2 separate regions of the Homo sapiens genome follow, and region 1 is linked to region 2. A link is an interaction called in ENCODE POLR2A ChIA-PET data of the cell type or tissue named here. Cell type or tissue: OCI-LY7. All regions are shown on one strand. Links, peaks and the distances in the headings refer to the core of each region. The heading gives the core; the rest is flanking DNA. Region 1 has its middle 59 kb from the start of CXCR4. Region 2 has its middle 110 kb from the start of CXCR4.

Region 1 (8,618 bases), core at 3,086-5,585, 56 kb after region 2:
GGAGAAGCAGCTGGATGTTGGAAACTATGGTTGGACGTCAGAGAGAGGCAGCTTGACTTTAGAGAGACAGCTTGATGGTGTAGCTTTGAAGACAAGTCCGGCTGGGGATGGCCAGACTCCAAGGGAAGATTACCTTCCCACTTTGTTCCCTTTTCAGCTCCCCTTTCCACTGAGAGCCACTTTCATCAGCAATAAAATCCCCTGCATTTACCATCTCTTATTCGTTCGTGCAACCTCATTCCTCCTGGATACCAAACAAGAACTCGGGTGTCGTGAGTGTGGGTGCAAAAGGCTGTCACACTGACCCTCCACTGAGCTGTTAACACTTAAGCCATCTGTGGATGGCAGAGCTAAAAGGGCATTGTAACACTCCTTCTGGGGCTTCAGGGGTCACGGGCACCCATCCTAGATGCTGCTGCAGGGCCCACACGGAGTTTTGCTCCTACTGGCTCCCAAAAGCACTCGCCCAGACTCCTGCACCCACTCACCTGTGCTGCTCCTGCTAAAAGGGGTGAAACACAGTGGGACCAAGATAGTGGAGTCTACTTCTTCTGGCACCAAAGCAGCCAGCTTGTTCTAACACCCATGCACTCCAGTTCCTGCCCATGAAGGGGTCAGGGAAATATCCTGCTTCCCTGATGGGAGATGTGTAAATATCACTAGGGAAATTCTCATGTTTGGAGGTGAAAGTCTGGATGAGAAAGACCTTGCTGGTACAATACTTAAGGCTGCTTTGAGATTTTTATTCTCATGAGCTCATGGGCAGCTGCTGTCTACCTCCTCTTTTCACAAAGTCTCAGCCTCCAGGAAAGGTGCAGAGCAAAAAGATGCCCACTGTCTGGCACAACTGCAGTCTTTTCTTGCTGAACTACTTACCCATGGGTCCTTCAGCCACTAAGGAGCACAAATGAAATTGCTCAGGTGTCTTGGAAGTGGCAGCATGTCCTCCCTTCCTGCCACGATCTCAGAAACCTAAAGAATTTGGTTGAAACCACACAAACAACACACACTGCGACCTGAATTCTAAACTTACAAGCAATCGCTTTATTCTTTCCCCTCCTCTGGCCAGTCCTGTTTTTCTAACCTGACTGGAAGCTTACTAAGGGAAATAAAGCCCACTACCTTTACACACCCACACCATGCTTAGTTTCCAAGGACTGCTCCAAGGGTATAGCGCTAAGAGCACAGCATTCGGAGTTATGCAGACACACTTTCACACCCTGGCTCAGCTGCTCTAGAGCTATTTAATCCTGACGTAACCTGGCTTCACTGTGCCTTGGTTTCTTCATCTATAAACCCTATTTTAGAGGATGGTTGAGAGGATTAACTAAGTAAATACATGTCTAGTTCTTATGGTCCTGGCTAAGAAAAAAACCCTTGAGACTTTCAGATAATCTGAATACACACTTGTTGTCTTGAGTCTGATCTGAAGGGAAGCTTTCAGTGGTGGTGCAAGAGGATACTGTAAATTAAATCTTCCATTCTAAAAAGAGATATGGTAGCTGAACACATACCTATACCCTGAGGGCTAATTTGGCCATTGTCCTTTTTACTTGAAGAGGTTGTTGTCCTAGATCCTATTTCCTGAGGCTTATTTCAGACCAACTGGGAAAAAATAAATGATGTTAGGATTTAACCCAGGCTCAAACAGGAAGGCTGGCCAGACCCAGGGCCACCTGGGGAGTCAAGGGGGTGGGAGCTCTGGCTCAGTCAATAGCTGTTCTAGGCACTCAGATTCTAGAACATCCTGGGTGCTCCCTGCTGCAGGCCTGGACTCGGGTCCTGTAGTTGTTTTTTGCAGTTGTTTCAGCCATTCCCCTGGGCTCCTTACCCTCAAGGTTATGGGTAGAGAAAAATCCAGGCCAGATTTTACCAGAGCCTTTTTCTCTCCTGGGTCAGAACAGGATTTTCTCTCAGTTTGATCCATTTTTTCATTTAAAAGTTGATATTCAACTTAACACAACGAAATCTCACTCCCCAGAGAATTAGAAAAATAAGCCACCCAAATCCTATTCAATAGGGTAAATATTGGGATAAGATAAACATCTGAGCTGCCTTAAAAAGACCATTGTATTCAAGCAAACTGCCATTTCCTTACCTTAAGGAAGGCTCTGAATTCAGAAAGCCTGAAGCTCTGAGGAGAGGACCCAGCTATCGTAAAAGAAGGTTATTATTATAGTCACCTTTAGCCAGAGCCAACTAGTGACAAGTTCCAGTTGGTTTGCTCATCCATTTAGGAACCCTGCAGGGTTCAGATCTCTATCCCTATTTCACAAAGGCCCATCTCTCACCCCATTTTCACCAAGACTTTGTGGCTGCCTCCCTCCCATGCCCAATGGATGGACCAGATCAAACGATCTGACACCATCTTGGTTCAATTGCCTTGACTTGCACTGGGGCTCAGAAAATGATACCCCGAAGTATGGCGCTTGAGCATGCTAAGTACTTTGAACTGAAGGAAATTGGAAAGCTTCAGAAGCAAGGACTCTCTGACCTTCTCCTGCTCTCCTATCTCTTACCCCTCTTTATTTTCCCTGCCAAAGCAAGTCATAGAAATCAGAATTCCTCTTCCCTAAGGTGGCTCATAGAAACTAGAACCACTTTCCCCAAAAGCAAGCCATAAAAACCTAGAAAGGCCACCCTCTCCCTTCTCCCTTGAAGACCTTAATTTCAGAGGTTCCTGACTTATACCCCAGGGGAGGGACTGTTACAGAGAAAATCCAAGAAGAATCTGGACAGGCCCTGCTGGGTCTCCGGCTTCATGACCATTAGATCACACCCTTTTGTTCAATCACATTTCTATACAGCTGTCCATTTTTCATGAAACCTAAACATAAAAACAGAGATTTCCCTAGATTTTGGGGTCTGCATTTCTGAAGGCTCCCATGTCACATAACACGTGATTAAATACATTTGTTATGCTTTTCTTTGTTAGCCTAGCTTTTGTTATGGTGGTGACCCTTAAGATGGGTGAGAGATCATACCTTTCCCCCCTACGCTTTGCAGCATGACCTTAGGCTCAGGGTTCCTCCTTTAGCTTCATTCTCTCCATGTCTGTCTTTGTATTTGCCACCTTCTTTCTGGGATGATAAACTGGTCAACAGTAACAATGCTGGCTGCATTTCACTGAGTAACTTCCCACATGGTTCTAAACCCTTTGTATGTATTTATATTTTTTCTTTCTTTTTTTTTTTTTGAGATGGAGTCTTGCTCTGTCACCCAGGCTGGAGTGCAGTGGCACAATCTTGGCTCACTGCAACCTCCGCCTCCCAGATTCAAGCGATTCTCCCGCCTCAGCCTCCCGAGCAGCTGGGACTACAGGTGTGTGCCACCACACCCAGCTAATTTTTGTATTTTCAGTAGAGATGGCAGTTCACCATATTGGCCAGGCTGGTCTCAAACTCCTGACCTCGTGATCCCCCCACCTTGGCCTCCCAAAGTGCTGGGATTACAGGCGTGAGCCACCGCGCCCAACCTATATATAATTTAATCCTATAAATTTCTTACTATTAGGTTGGTGCAAAAGTAATTGCAGTTTTTGATATTTAAAAGTAATAGCAAAGACCACAACTACTTTTGCTCCAACCTAATATTATTAACCACATTTTTACAGAGGCATAGGAAGTCCAGTAACATACCAACTTTAAACCCTGTGTTTTTCATCAAAATTGAAGGCAGACAACAGATAGGAAGGGCCAGAGAGCAGTCTTGGCTTTTTTAAGCCCATGACTATATCCGTGAACCCTCCTGCTGATGTTTTCCCAAAGGGCCTGTCCAGCTGGTGTTGATCAGTCCTTTGCTTCAGACTGAAGGGTGAAAGTCTGGAACAAAGGACTTTGAAAGACTTGAGATGTTAAAAAGGCCATTTGATCTCAGAAAGTCACCAGAATTCCAGAAATTTCCTTAGGGTGCAAAGAGCTGCCAAAAAAGAAAGAGGAAAGGGAAAGGGAGGGGAGGGGAGGAAAAAGGAGGGAAGGGGAGGGGAGGAGAGGGAACAGGAAAGGGGAAAATGGAAAGGGGAAAGGAAAAAGGAAAGGAGAAAGGGACGGAGGGAAGGAGAGAGGAAGGGAGGAAGGAATGAAAGAAAAAGTCTTCTCTTGGTTCTGGATAACATGGAGGTACTTCATGAAACCACCTGGGTGTTCAGAAGCCCCAGCCAAAGGCATTGTCCCAAAGGGGCCACTGGGAAGTGGAGGCTTCTCTATGAAAAGTGCACTAAAGTACAGGCTAAGAAGGTGGAGAGAGAGGTCACAGTTTGGTATTCTCGTTTTAGGGGTTGGGTGGTAGGTTTTTTTGCACTAGTTGTTGGGTTTTTTAAAGTTTCTCCTGAAGCTTGTGTTTTCAGATGACTATCTTCTGAGCAGTCAAGCAAATGGACAAACACATTAAGGCAAAAACAAACATTTACATAGTCAGGGAAGTCGTTTCTCCCAAGTCCCCTAGTTCACAGGACCATATCCATTTAGGAATTAAAACAAGCTGACTTTTTTTTTTCTGAGGAGAGTGGATTCTTTCCAGAATTCCCATATCTAGAAAGCAGGAGAGAAACAAACTTTAATGACAGGGTCCTTTCTTCCCTTTCCACAAACGACCCAATTGTCATGAGTAATGCACTTTTTCTGTTTGCAGCCTCATCATGATCCAGCAAATGAACCCCAACAATTAGCCTCTTCATTTCCATCAGACCATGTCCTTGAACTCCAGAAAGCTGCTATGGGAGCCAACCATATATATATATTTTTTTTAATTAATCTAGCTGGGCTCTGGCCAGTCATTAAAACTAGGAGATTAATCATTCCTTCCTTCTTCTTTTAAACCCATACAACCCATGTAGACCGAAAATTACAGAAAGTTCAAGCTGATAGGCTTCTTAGGGATCATCTAGTACAGTGTTTTTGAATTGAACCATTAAGGGGTCAGAAAGTCAATATAATGAGTTATAACCAGCATTTTTTAAAAAAAGACAACACAGAGAATTTCATGTAGTACAAGTGAGTATGGCTTCATGAAACATGTTTCAATTATGTATATGGTTCTGAGAGTGGCAACATAAAATTGTGGGCACTTCTTACTATGGGTCCTGGTCCAAAAAGTTTGAAAATCCTACCTCCCTGGTCTTCCAGATGGGAAAAGTCAAGCCCCAAGAGAGGCAGTGACTTACCCAAGGTTCTGTTGCAAATCAGTCCTTCTCCACCCACTTCCTGGCATGCCAACACCCCTGGCTCCCTCCCATGTGTTAGCACACAAATCAGCATGCATCAGGTCCTGCCTGGTGTTGGGTCCATCAGCATTTAACTCCTTTCAGACAGCAGGCCCTCTAGAAGGCCCAATGATACCCCATCATTTTGTCACCCCACAGCACTGAGCACAGTGCAATGCACCTGGAGCAGATGTTGAATGTCCACCTGGTGAATTACTGAGGTGAGCAGAAGTGGTCTCAGGAGGAAGAAAAGGTAAAAAAAAAAAAAAAAAAAAAACCCAGAGTGAGAATGGGCTGCCATGTTTGTGAGCTCCCAAACGCTAATGGCAATGATAACAATCGTTCCAAAGACGGCCGTCTACCAGCTTTTTATGTTCCCCCAGGAGCTGGGCTGAGCTCTGTGTATGCAATGCTTCATTCAGTCCTCACAACAAGCTGGTGGAATGCTACTGCCCCAGGGCCTACTGAAGTTTAGAAACCAGGTCATTTAGCTAACCAGGATTCAATCCCAAGTGCTATGGTTTGGATGTGGTTTGTCCCCGGCAAAACTCATGTTGAAATGTATTTGCCAATGTGACAGTGTTGACAGATGGTGGGACCTTTCAAAGGCATTTGGGTCATGAGGGATCTGCCCTAATGAAGGAATTAATGCAGTCTCAAGGAGTGGGGGAATGAGCGGGTTCTTGCTCTCTCAGGAATAGATTTGTTACCACACAAGCAGGTTGATATAAAGCAAGGCTACTCTCCTGTTTGGTCTCTTTGCATACACCCATTTTCCTTTCCACTTTTTACCCATGAGGAACACAAGACCTTCACCAAATGGACTGCCCAGTCTTGAACATCCCAGCCTCTAGAATCATGAGCCAAATAAACTTCTTTTCTTTATAAATTACCAGTCTCGGGTATTCTGTGGCAACACAAAATGGTCTAAGACAGGAAATCCCAAGCAATCAGGCATCAGACTCCATGCTTTTAACCATTGCAACCCACACCTCCTCCTGACGAATCCCTCACAGAATGTTAACTGTTGCAACAATGATTAAGCACCTAATGAATCTGTTGAAAGAGTGAATGAGTAGATGAAGGCAGAAGGGACACACTCTGCCTTGCTAAGAAGCTGGAGGCTGAACAGAGTACTGCTATGGGAAGTCAGATCTAGCCTGGAAGAACAAGCTAGCACACGATAAACATTCTTCAAAATGGGGGCAGATGCTCCTGGAACAGACAGAATCCAAAGCATTCCCATCCTTCCTTCCTTCCTCCTATTGTCACCCTTTGTGCCTCCATTGCTGACAAAACCAAAGACTGCAGCCATGTCCTCAGTCTAGTGGCCTGGAGTATGGGTTTGTAACCTAGTAAAGTCTCATGAGGCTATCCCCTAAACCAACACCTTTCCAAAATTCCTGGTTTAAAAAAAAAAAAAAGGCTTAATGTGAGGTTGAGCTGGGGAAGAGAAAACTAACTCAGCTTTTCATCGGCTTAGACTCCTGGGGTTGTCAAAGGTGGAGTGTCAAATTAAAACATACTGCAAAAATAAAAAAAAAAAAACAGAAAGCCTGTCTCTGAGAGAGAGAATCTTTTCTTCTTATTCTTCACTGTCAAGGAGGCAAAGCTGGTTTGATTATTCTTTTTTACTCCCCTTGAGAAATTCTCAATATGATTGGCAAGAAATCAGGAATAACAAGATAAAGTGGTGATGTAAATGCCAGTGGAAACAGTAGATCCATTGTGATGACCTTGTCTAAGAAGTCTCAAAGTGGGAAGAAAAGCTGGGATCTGGGCTTTGATGCAGAGCCCTTGCATGTAAAATTTACAGTATCCTTCTTATCGGAAATGCTTAAATACTTTCCCTACAGGTATTTACAATCTGTCTCAACATTTGGCTGACTCCTGGCAATTTTCTGCTTTCATTCACATTAACTATTTAAAGGAAAACTCCAGGGCAGCATTTTGAGTAGCACATTGAATTAAAACAAAGGATAAATTACCAAAGAAACATTGAAGGGTCTGGAATGCAATCATCATCTAAGAAAAAAAAAATCATTATTCTTCACAAATACAAAACAATGGTAAGATATTGACAGGGACCTAGAAAGCTGAGAAAACTAGTCCAGGCAAAACTGCATTTGAAATCACAATACTCCTCTCTTTAAAACTCCCAAAGCTCTGACATTCCATTGTCCTGTCTCCATTCCAATTCAGAACCTCTTTAATAATCACAATAGACACAATCCTTCCTGTGTCTGGCTTAATCTCTCCAATTGCAGTTTAATTTGAGTTTCTCATATCTGTGCACAATAGAAAGAGAAACACTATTTACTTGCATCATAAAATTTCCCAAGGTTCTGGGATGCTTTCCTGGAAGAAATCTCAAGACTCCTGTTTTATATTGTGAATTTTATTCCCTATACCAATATCCATGTCTGTTTTCACATGAAAGCACTGTTTTCAGCTACCATCGAGTCAAACGGACACACTAGGAAAATACACTGCACTTATGTAGTCACTGAATGTATCCCTCAGCGCACTGGCCCATGTCTCCCATGAAGAAGCCCAGCTCTGGATGAAGTCTCTGTCCTTCTGAATGCTTTCAGCTGCAAGTAACAGAATATCTCATTTACATTAACCTAAACAGTGAAGAAAATGTGTTGCTGCACATCAAAAATTCTGGAGATGAGTGGTACAAGGTTTTTCAGTGTGTCAAAAATGATGCCAAGGACCAGGCACTTGGCAGCTTTCCATTCTGCCAACCTCCTTGTGCCATGCATCCTCCCACAGGAACAAGATGGTCACCGTGGTTTAGGCATTCTGTATCAATGCAATAACATCTGGTGGAAGAAATTGGATGCTTCCTTTCATGAACCACACTTCAAAGGGGGAAGAAAACCTTTCCCAAAGCCCCCAGGGAAACTCCCTTAAAATCCACTGGCCAGAACTGGATCATATACCATGCCTTGGTTGCAAGGGAGGCTAGAAAAATGGAAAATCTGATACTTCTAACTTCTAAAGTAAGAGGTGAACTCTGCCACCAAGAAGTAGATGGGATGGGGACCTCACAGCCTGCTGCTAGGCAGAAGACCAAAAGGATCTTCCACAAAGCCCCTCTGTCCCATAGGCTCAGTCCTTGTGACAGGGAGGAGGGAGAGCTAGATACAACCACTTCGAATGAGCAAGACTCTCAAGGGACCCAAGCAAGTAGCCCTAGGAACAGTGGCTTATTTTTGTAAAATTCTTCACCCTCTTTTTCCGTCTCTTCTCTTTTTTGTTGTTTTAAACAAATGCTATTGTGTATATTCGAGGTTATAGCATGATGTTATGGGACACATATAGACAGTAAAATGGCTGCTACAGTGAAGACATTTTACTTGTTACTTTTTTTGTGACAAGAGCAGCCAAAACCTACCTATTTAATAAAAAT
Region 2 (8,618 bases), core at 2,441-4,940:
CTGGCCGGACCTAGGTCACACACATATGCCAGTACTCCAGAGGGTGGGGTCAGCTCTATCTGGCCCACACATTGGCTAAGGCTGAGGAAGGGATGCTGACCCCAAGGAAAACTAGAATGCTGCTTCTAAAGGAAGGGGAAATGGATGTGTGGCAGGGAAAAAACAAACACTGCACAGCTCTTGAGCCAAATACAAAAGGCCCAGCCTGGGGTGCAGTATGTTTCCTTCTAAATGGAGGCATCATTCTTTTCTCAAATGGGAGTAAAAAGCCCTATAGAGGGGTAGTGAAGAAGACACAGGAGGTCAGCTCCGTGGGCTGGAATTGAGGGTCAACACAGGCATTTGTCCCATGTGAAACAGCAACCAGTGCTTTGCAGGGCTGTGGAAAAGTTTCATTATTATGTATGAGAAGAACCTAGGAGGCATCTGATGTTGTCAAGGCTGTGCCCTGAGATGTGTTTGATGCCTTCCCTCTGCTCATTCAGGCCCCCATCTGCCTGGACCATTAGGCACTGCCACCATCATCTATGTGGTTAGACAGCACACATAGACCAGGGCCAGCCACTGCAGAGGTAACCGGCACTACCAGGCATCTCACAAGAGCATTGGCATTGAATGGCCTCTCTTTCTATCATGACCAGCTCAATTCCACTGATATTCCAGCTGGATCATGGCAAAGGCCTATTGACGAAAAACAATAGGGCTAGATCAAGGCTCTGGTGCACCTGAGTCACTGTGAGTCATATCCCCTGGAGGACCTTCTCAGCTCACCATTGTCATTAGTTAAAAAGACTCACGTAAGTCCGGCACACAGGAATGTCAAGTAGCAGCCAAGTTTGGGGGTGTTGTCCTTTGGCTTGGAAAATAATTCTCCACTAAGAAGTCCACTGATAATGGCACTCAAATGTCCCCCAAAGGTTGTTAATTTTAATTAGGGAGAATTTAAACTATAGCATCCGAAGGAATGACTAATATTTTAAAGAGTATGAGGTATTTGGTTTGCTTTGCCAGTCTTGTTTTAGCAATTTTGGTCATTCCTAATCTTCTGCAAGGACTTCCAAGGCTGAGTCTTAAGTCTGGCAAAGCAGAAACCACCCTGGTGCCTCCAAATTTTCCACCACCTTCTTCTTCACAGTATAAAATTGCCCAACCACCGTCACTCACGGACCCCTTTGTCCCCTTCTCTTCCCCTCCACCCCATAGAAGTTTGGCTGACAACCACGGTAAATGCTAATGGAAGAGATGTTGTAACTAAATGGCAGTGCATTTATATCTACATGTGTCTTCTGCAATATAAGATAAACAGACTAATCTTCCTCACCAAGCTTAGAGGGATAACGAACAAAAATTATAGTTGAGTAACCTGCCAACATAAATATTTCACAAAAGCTAAGCCACAGTAAATGGAGCCAAATTGTAGAATTGGAGTGGGACTTTCCAACAAAGATCTCCCTGAAGCATTCTCAAGTTCATTCTCTTAATAGAATAATTTCCAGTTATTTTGATATTTGGTTTTTCTAGATTTACTACCATTTTTACCATACTGATGAAATAAGTACTAATATTCATTTGCATAAAACAGCGATTTATTAGACACATGCAATGTGCCAGACATTATGCTAAACACTTTATATGGATTATCTCCTTTATCCTCAGAACAATTTTATGAGAAGGGGCTTCATTATCACCATTTTGCAGATAAGGAAATTGAGTCTCAAACAGGTGATACGATGTGGAGCCAGGAATCAAACACAAGCATCTCACCCATGGCCCATGTTCTTAACAGGGTTCATACCACATTTCCACATATGGGAAGAATCTGTGGCCCAGAGTGGTTACATTAGAGCACCTCCTCCCCTGAGAGCCACACAAGGGCCCATACCACCTTCCAGTTCATGGCTCCACCTTTGTCCTGCTCTCACAACCTTCCCAGACCTGGCCTATACCCACGTCTCCATCACTTTCCCATTCGCGGCTGCACATTTTCTTCTCTGTCCCCATCCATCACTCAGTTCCCCACCACCCCTAAATGAAATACACAAGCCAAACTTACTCCCACTGCTAGGCTTTTCTGCAAGCTGTTTCCTTCCCTGGAAGGCCTGCCTCCTCTTCGCCACCATTGGAGACCCTGGGTCAAGTCCCATCTCAAAACACCACCTTCTTACACAGCCCTCCTACCCTCTCTACCTCCTAGAAACTCATTTGAAGCTTAAATACTGCCTTCTGATATTGGTTAGCTTTGAATGCACACATATTATTAGCCCAACTAGCTTGCAAACTGCTAAACAGCATGAAACACACAGCCTGGCTCCTTTGAGTCACTTTCGCACCTAGCACAGGGCCTGGCTGCATCACTCAGCTCAGCCCCAAGGCAGTCAAGATAATTGAGTGCGTTCCAGCTGCAGGGGTATTTGGTATATATAAGACATCCCACATAACTGTTGGTTTGTGCTTGATTACCGTAACACAGCCCAAATCAATCCCTGAAAAGGGACAGGCCACAGTAGAACCAGTTCCCAGCTGTGACACCCACGTGGCCGCCCCTCACAACAGTGTGTCTGGGGCTTGTGGGAAAGCCCTAGGAATAGCCAGCTGTTCTTGCACATTGGAAGCTAAGGCAAGGATGCTACATTGGCCTTGGGGTGGAAACATGTACAGCATGCTTCTCAGATCCTCTCCGATCCTGAGTGTTCGAAAAAAATACCACTTACTGTTTTTGTTTTTATCATTCTCTAAGTAATACTATTTATGATTAAAAATAAAATAAAATAATGGGCCAAGTGCAGTGGCTCACACCTGTAATCCCAGCACTTTGGGAGGCCAAGGCGGGTGGATCACCTGAGGTCAGGAGTTCAGGACCAGCCTGGCCAACATGGTGACACCTCATCTCTACAAAAATACAAAAATTAGCTGGGCATGATAGTGGGTGCCTGTAATCCCAGCTACTCGGGAGGCTGAGGCGGGAGAATTGCTCGAACCTGGGAGGCAGGGGTTGCAGTGAGCCAAGATTGTGCCACTGCACTCTAGCCTCAGTGACAAGAGTGAGACTCTGTCTCAAATAATAATAATAATAATAATAACGGAAAATATGAAAAAGTATGAAGAATACATTTTTATTGTCATCTATTATCTCATCTTTTTGGTGTATTTCCTTCAGTTTGTTTTTTTATATCTGCCTGGCACTGTGCTAAACCATGGAGATTTTTTAAATGTGAAGACCCATCCCAGCCCTCAAGCCTCTTGCAGCCTAGGAGTGAAGCTTACAAGACAACAGTAAAAGATCATACAATATGAAGACTGAGGCAAGTACAATGGACTAGGCCATGGAGTATGGAACACACAGAGGGAGAAGTAAAGACAAAGACTGAGAATTCTGAAAGGGCTTGGCATTTGGTTTTCAACAGCACAGTTACTGAGATCCTGCTATGTGCCAGAATGGTGAGGAACTGATGAGATCCAGAGACAGGAACTGACTTGTTCAAGGTCACTCAGCTAGTTAGGACCTTGACAGTTATTTTTGCAATACTTACTGATCATCTATTCTGAAACCACAAGATCCTAAAGAAGATTTCATTTAAATGAATACACACAGCAAAAAAGTGGGTATATACACTTTTATTTATATAAAATATATATACTTATATATATTTATTTTTATTTTACACACTCACATACACAAAGATACCCTTTATCAGGCTCCATGTTGATGCATACAAAATGCACTTACTTTATTGAAAAGATTGAAACTACATGAATTTGGGGAACATCCTGGAAAATCTGGGACACATGGTTTGGTCACCATAATTATACTATGTGCTTTTTCTCAATCCAATAGGGATTTCTTAAAATAGCCTTGCATTCCAACAGGATATAAAACCCTGTTGAAGATGCCCCAATCTGGAATCAAAGAGTCAGACTGGCTAGAAACAGATCTGGTTCATTTCACCCTCCAACTAAAATAGGATGCAAAACTAAACAGTGTCGTTAGAGAGACAGAACTTCATTTCCCCCAAACAGTCCTTTTAACCTAGAAAGCAAGAGGCCCTGGGCCATTGGCAAGCAGAACAATTTCTTGCTATTTTGCATTTCCTTCCTCAGAACTATCTTTAATAGTTTGAGCCATGGAGGAGAAAGAGAACAAACTAAAATTAATTTTTAATTGAATAAAACAACAAAATAAAGCACAGGCAGAAGCTCCCTAAGCCCCAGAATTCTACGTGCTGTGAGTCCAGGGCTCAGTTCATACAGACAAAAGGAATGAGGAGATTCGAGCTCTGTTCTGCCTGATTAATCCAACATTGTTCAGCAAAGGTCTGTCCCAATGGTTAGAACAATGACTAGATGATAATCCAAAGCCCTCCGTGAGCAGTTAAAAATGAATTTGTCTGAAACGTTCTCAGTGTCTACTGAGCAACATCAAAGGAGCTCAGGGCACAGCCGACTTTATGGAGTAACAGGTTTAAAAACGAACATTTTTCAGCTTGCTAACTCTAAAAGCCCAATTTGTGTTCTCAGAATCCAGGAGAATAAATCACCCAAGCAAAGAAATAATAATACTGAAGACATATGATGCAATTCCAAAAAACCCATTGTATGCCAATTATTAAACCAGAATGCTGATCACATCCTTATCAAAGCTGTATGTCACCTTGTAGATCACAGGAAAACATGATCTACAAAATAGAATAAAAATCACACTGTGAACTTCATGAAAAACGACTAAAGGAACTCTCTTAGTTCAGCAAAAAAGTTCAGGCTGATCGCCATTTTTTGATGACCTTCTTGCATGGATAAACTCAAAAGCATTTTCTTTCTCCCTTTCTCTTAGCAAGAATAATTTTGTTAAGAAACCATTTACAACATCCTGATGAGCTGCACCTAGAAGATGACGTTCTGGCAACAGGAATTCCCAACACAGCAGAAGCTCCTTCCAAGCTCTGAGGCTGAGGAAGTGGGGAGTTTGGCTGGTTTTCAGCATCCATCCAACTCACCGATCCTCCCGTTTTGCTTCATTGTGTGTGCTGCTATCTTCCACACATCACTGGATCCAAACTTTCTTCTCCCCAGAGCCCTTTCATTTCATTCGCCTTTTCTATTACTCTCTGGGTCTGTTTACTTTCCTTCCCAAACTTTGTTAATTTCAGCAAATACATATATTAAGCACCTACTCTTGCAAGACACTACATCACTTTATTTCTCTTTGTAACACTCCAACATACCCATTTTCCTTCCTCAGAAACGCTATCTTCTAGATTCTTTAAAAATTCTGTGTGGATAGGAGGGGGATGATAAGTTCTTGTGAAATATTTCAGACTTACAAAAAAACTACAGAGTAATATAACAAAACATCTATGTACCTACAGCCCACGTTAAAGGATAAAACATTAATACAATTGGCATCTCTTGTGTACCCCCTCCCTGGTCACGTCTCCTCTCCATCTGCCCAAATATAACCACTAAAGTGAATTTGGTTTTTATTATTCCCATGCATTTTAAAACATTTGTACTCAGTATGTCTATATCCAGTCACAATTGGATACACAATATATAGTATGGTTTCACGTTTTCTTAAACTTGACATGCATGGTTTTTCTTTATACACACATTTTCTTTCTTCTGTTTGCTCTTTTGCTCAGCATTGTGCAGTTGAAAAGCCATCCATGTTAATACATGTAGCTCTTGTTTATTCCACTCTCATTACTGTCTATTATTCCATTAAGCAAGTTCACCCCCGTACATTTATCCAGTCTCTGCTTGATGGACATTTGAGTTAATTCCAATGTTTTTGTTATTACAAGCAGTGCCACTGTGAAAATTCTTGCATGAGGCTTCCTGCACACATTCCCAATATCCTCTTTAGCTTCACCTACATATTGAATACCAGAGGAGTTGCTATTCCTTAAGTTGTCAATGAAACTCCTTCTGACCCAGCTATATTTCCCCCCGCCTGAACTCTGGCCCTTTTCCATCTCATCCAAGCTACTTTGATCAGTGAGGCTGAAAAATTCCAATAGATACCACCCCCAGGCTCCCTGGTCTTCAGCTCTGACTCTCGTCAACATGCCATGGAGCCAGGGAAGTTGCATTCCCATTCTGTGAACGTCAGTGCAGAATCAAGTCATGGAGCCAGGGAAGTCGCATTCCCATTCTGCAAACCTCGGTGCAGAATCAACTCGTTGCTATTGGGTTTTATATGACACTTCTGACTCACTGTTTGTTCCCTGACACAAAGCAGGTGATGCTATCCTGAGAAATTAATTTGGATTTCCTTTACACTTTAAATTGTAAAACAAGAATGAGCATCTCAGCCTGGGTGGTCTGTTTCCTAGCTTATTTTTCCTAATCCCTTTCCCCGCAGTTGGCTGAAAGCACCATTATCCGCTCCTAGCAAGGTCTAGGATGTCATGTCCCAGATTTGCTCAGTTCATTTGGATTGCTTTATTTCCTTTACCATCTCTCTTGTCTGTGCTTCCAGATGTTATTAAATAATCTTCTAGATATGCCTTTAGGATTTGCTGCAAAGACACTTGAGATAAAGTATCTGTCAGAACCAACCTGGTAAGAATAAATGGGAAATATTTGGTATGAGAGTTGGGACCTTCCCTCCAGCAGTGATTATTCCAAGACAGGACAGTTTCCGACTGAAGACAGAGTCTCTTCCACAGTATCCTTTATCAAGACATTAAAATCTTCCTCCTAGTGCCTAGAAGTCAAATCTCCTTTTTATCATTTGCTTGAATACTGTTTTCTTAATGACTTTACAAGAAGGATACATGTGAAGAGTCTGAATAAAACGATGATAGAAATAAGGATATTTGAGAAATCAGAATATTGAGAAGGAATACTTGACTAATAGCGAAGTGCAATAAACTGTTAATAGCCATAATCATTGGCAATCCAGGCACAAAAGAGAACTGTTTTTTTTTAATGGAATGATTTTTTTTTAATTTCAATAGGTTTTGGGGGAACAAGTTGTATTTAGTTACACGGATAAGTTCCTTAGTGGTGATTTCTGAGATTTTGGTGAACCCATCACCTGAGCAGTGTACACTGTACCCAGTGTGTAGTCTTTTATCTCTCACCCCCTCCCACCATTTCCCTGAGTCCCCAAAGTCCATTGTATCATTCTTATGCCTTTGCATCCTCATAGCTCCCATTTATGAGTGAGAACATAAGATGTTTGGTTTTCCATTCCTGAGTTACTTCACTTAGAATAATGGTCTCCAATTCTGTGTGGGTTGTTGCAAATGCCATTATTTCATTCCTTTTTATGGCTGAGTAGTACTCCATGGTATATATATACCACAATTTCTTTAACCACTCGTTGATTGATGGGCATTTGGCTGGTTTCATATTTTTGCAATTGTAAATTGTGCTGCTATAAACATGTATGTGCAAGTATCTTTTTCATATGATGACTTCTTTTTCTCTGGATAGGCACCCAATAGTGGGATTGCTGGATCAAATGGTAGTTCTCCTTTTAGTTCTTTAAGGAATCTCCACACTGTTTGCATAGTGGTTGTGCTAGTTTACATTCTGATCAGCAGTGTAAAAGTGTTCTCTTTTCACCACATCTATACCAACATCTATTATTTTTTTGCTTTTTTGATTATGGCCATTCTTGCAGGAGTAAGGTGGTACGGAATTTTGGTTTTGATTTGCATTTCCCTGATCATTAGTAATGATGAGCATTTTTTCATGTTTGTTGGACATTTGTGTATCTTCTTTTGAGAATTGTCTATTCATGTCATTAGCCCACTTTTTGATGGGATTGTTTGGTTTTCTTCTTGCTGATTTGTTTGAGTTCCTTGTAGATTCTGGATATTAGTCTTTTGTCAGATGTCTAGGTTGTGAAGATTTATCCCACTCCATGGTTGCCTGTTTACTCTGCTGATTATTTCTTTTGCTGTGCAGAAGCTTTTTAGTTTAATTAAGTCCCATCTATTTATCTTTGTTTTTGTTGCATTTGCTTTTGAGTTTTTGGTCACGAAGTCCTTACCTACACCAATGAAAAGACAAGATTCTTTACCAAAAAATGGTATCAACCAAGACAACAAAAGGAACTACTAATAACAAAGAATACATGAAGAACACAACTGAAATATACATCCCCAGTGGACTTATATATTATAAAACTGGTGTTGGGAAGGAAGACAATACCTTCTAAAATTGCCACTTGGAAATCTAAATTGAGAATTTGTCACCAAAAGCATGTAGGGCAAGTCTTCCCCATTGAGTACATATTCCTTGATTTACACATGCACACACACACATACACATATGCTCACAAAGCATGAATGCACATATGCATGCACACAGTGTATGCCTGAAACTTGCAAGTACTTTAAATGTTTACAAGTGAAATAGTATGGAAACATTTCAGAGGTGCTTTGTCTTTGCCACTAGACCAATTATGCAATTATATTCTATTTAGTGAGCCTTCATTATAGTCTCACATTGTGCCAGTTACTTTTATGAGGATTTAATACACACCCAAACTGAGGCAAATTGCTTCATATGTATTATTTCATTTGCTCCTCACGCCTCCTCCTTTTTTTCATGAGGAAACTGTAGTTTCAACCAGTAAATAATCTACGGAAGTTTCCTCAGTGAATGAA

The links. ChIA-PET counts read pairs that join two places held together with the same protein. Peaks named below come from ENCODE experiments on the same cell type or tissue, not always from the same donor. Only the 100,000 strongest peaks of a DNase experiment are listed, where the experiment ranks them.
Region 1: POLR2A ChIA-PET joins it to region 2 with 5 read pairs; 5 of 35 experiments call an interaction of 5 or more read pairs at or near these places.

Annotation. Positions count from the first base shown.
Region 1 is chr2:136,172,674-136,181,291 of GRCh38, reverse strand. No RefSeq gene overlaps it. Among named protein-coding and RNA genes, the nearest start is that of CXCR4, 59 kb to the right of the region's middle. In OCI-LY7, for the core only: no CTCF peak of the experiment used is centred there; no DNase peak of the experiment used is centred there.
Region 2 is chr2:136,228,356-136,236,973 of GRCh38, reverse strand. No RefSeq gene overlaps it. Among named protein-coding and RNA genes, the nearest start is that of CXCR4, 110 kb to the right of the region's middle. RefSeq lists enhancers at 438-938, 35-1,234. In OCI-LY7, for the core only: no CTCF peak of the experiment used is centred there; DNase peaks (open chromatin) are centred at 3,448 and 4,003; H3K4me3 peaks cover 767 bases.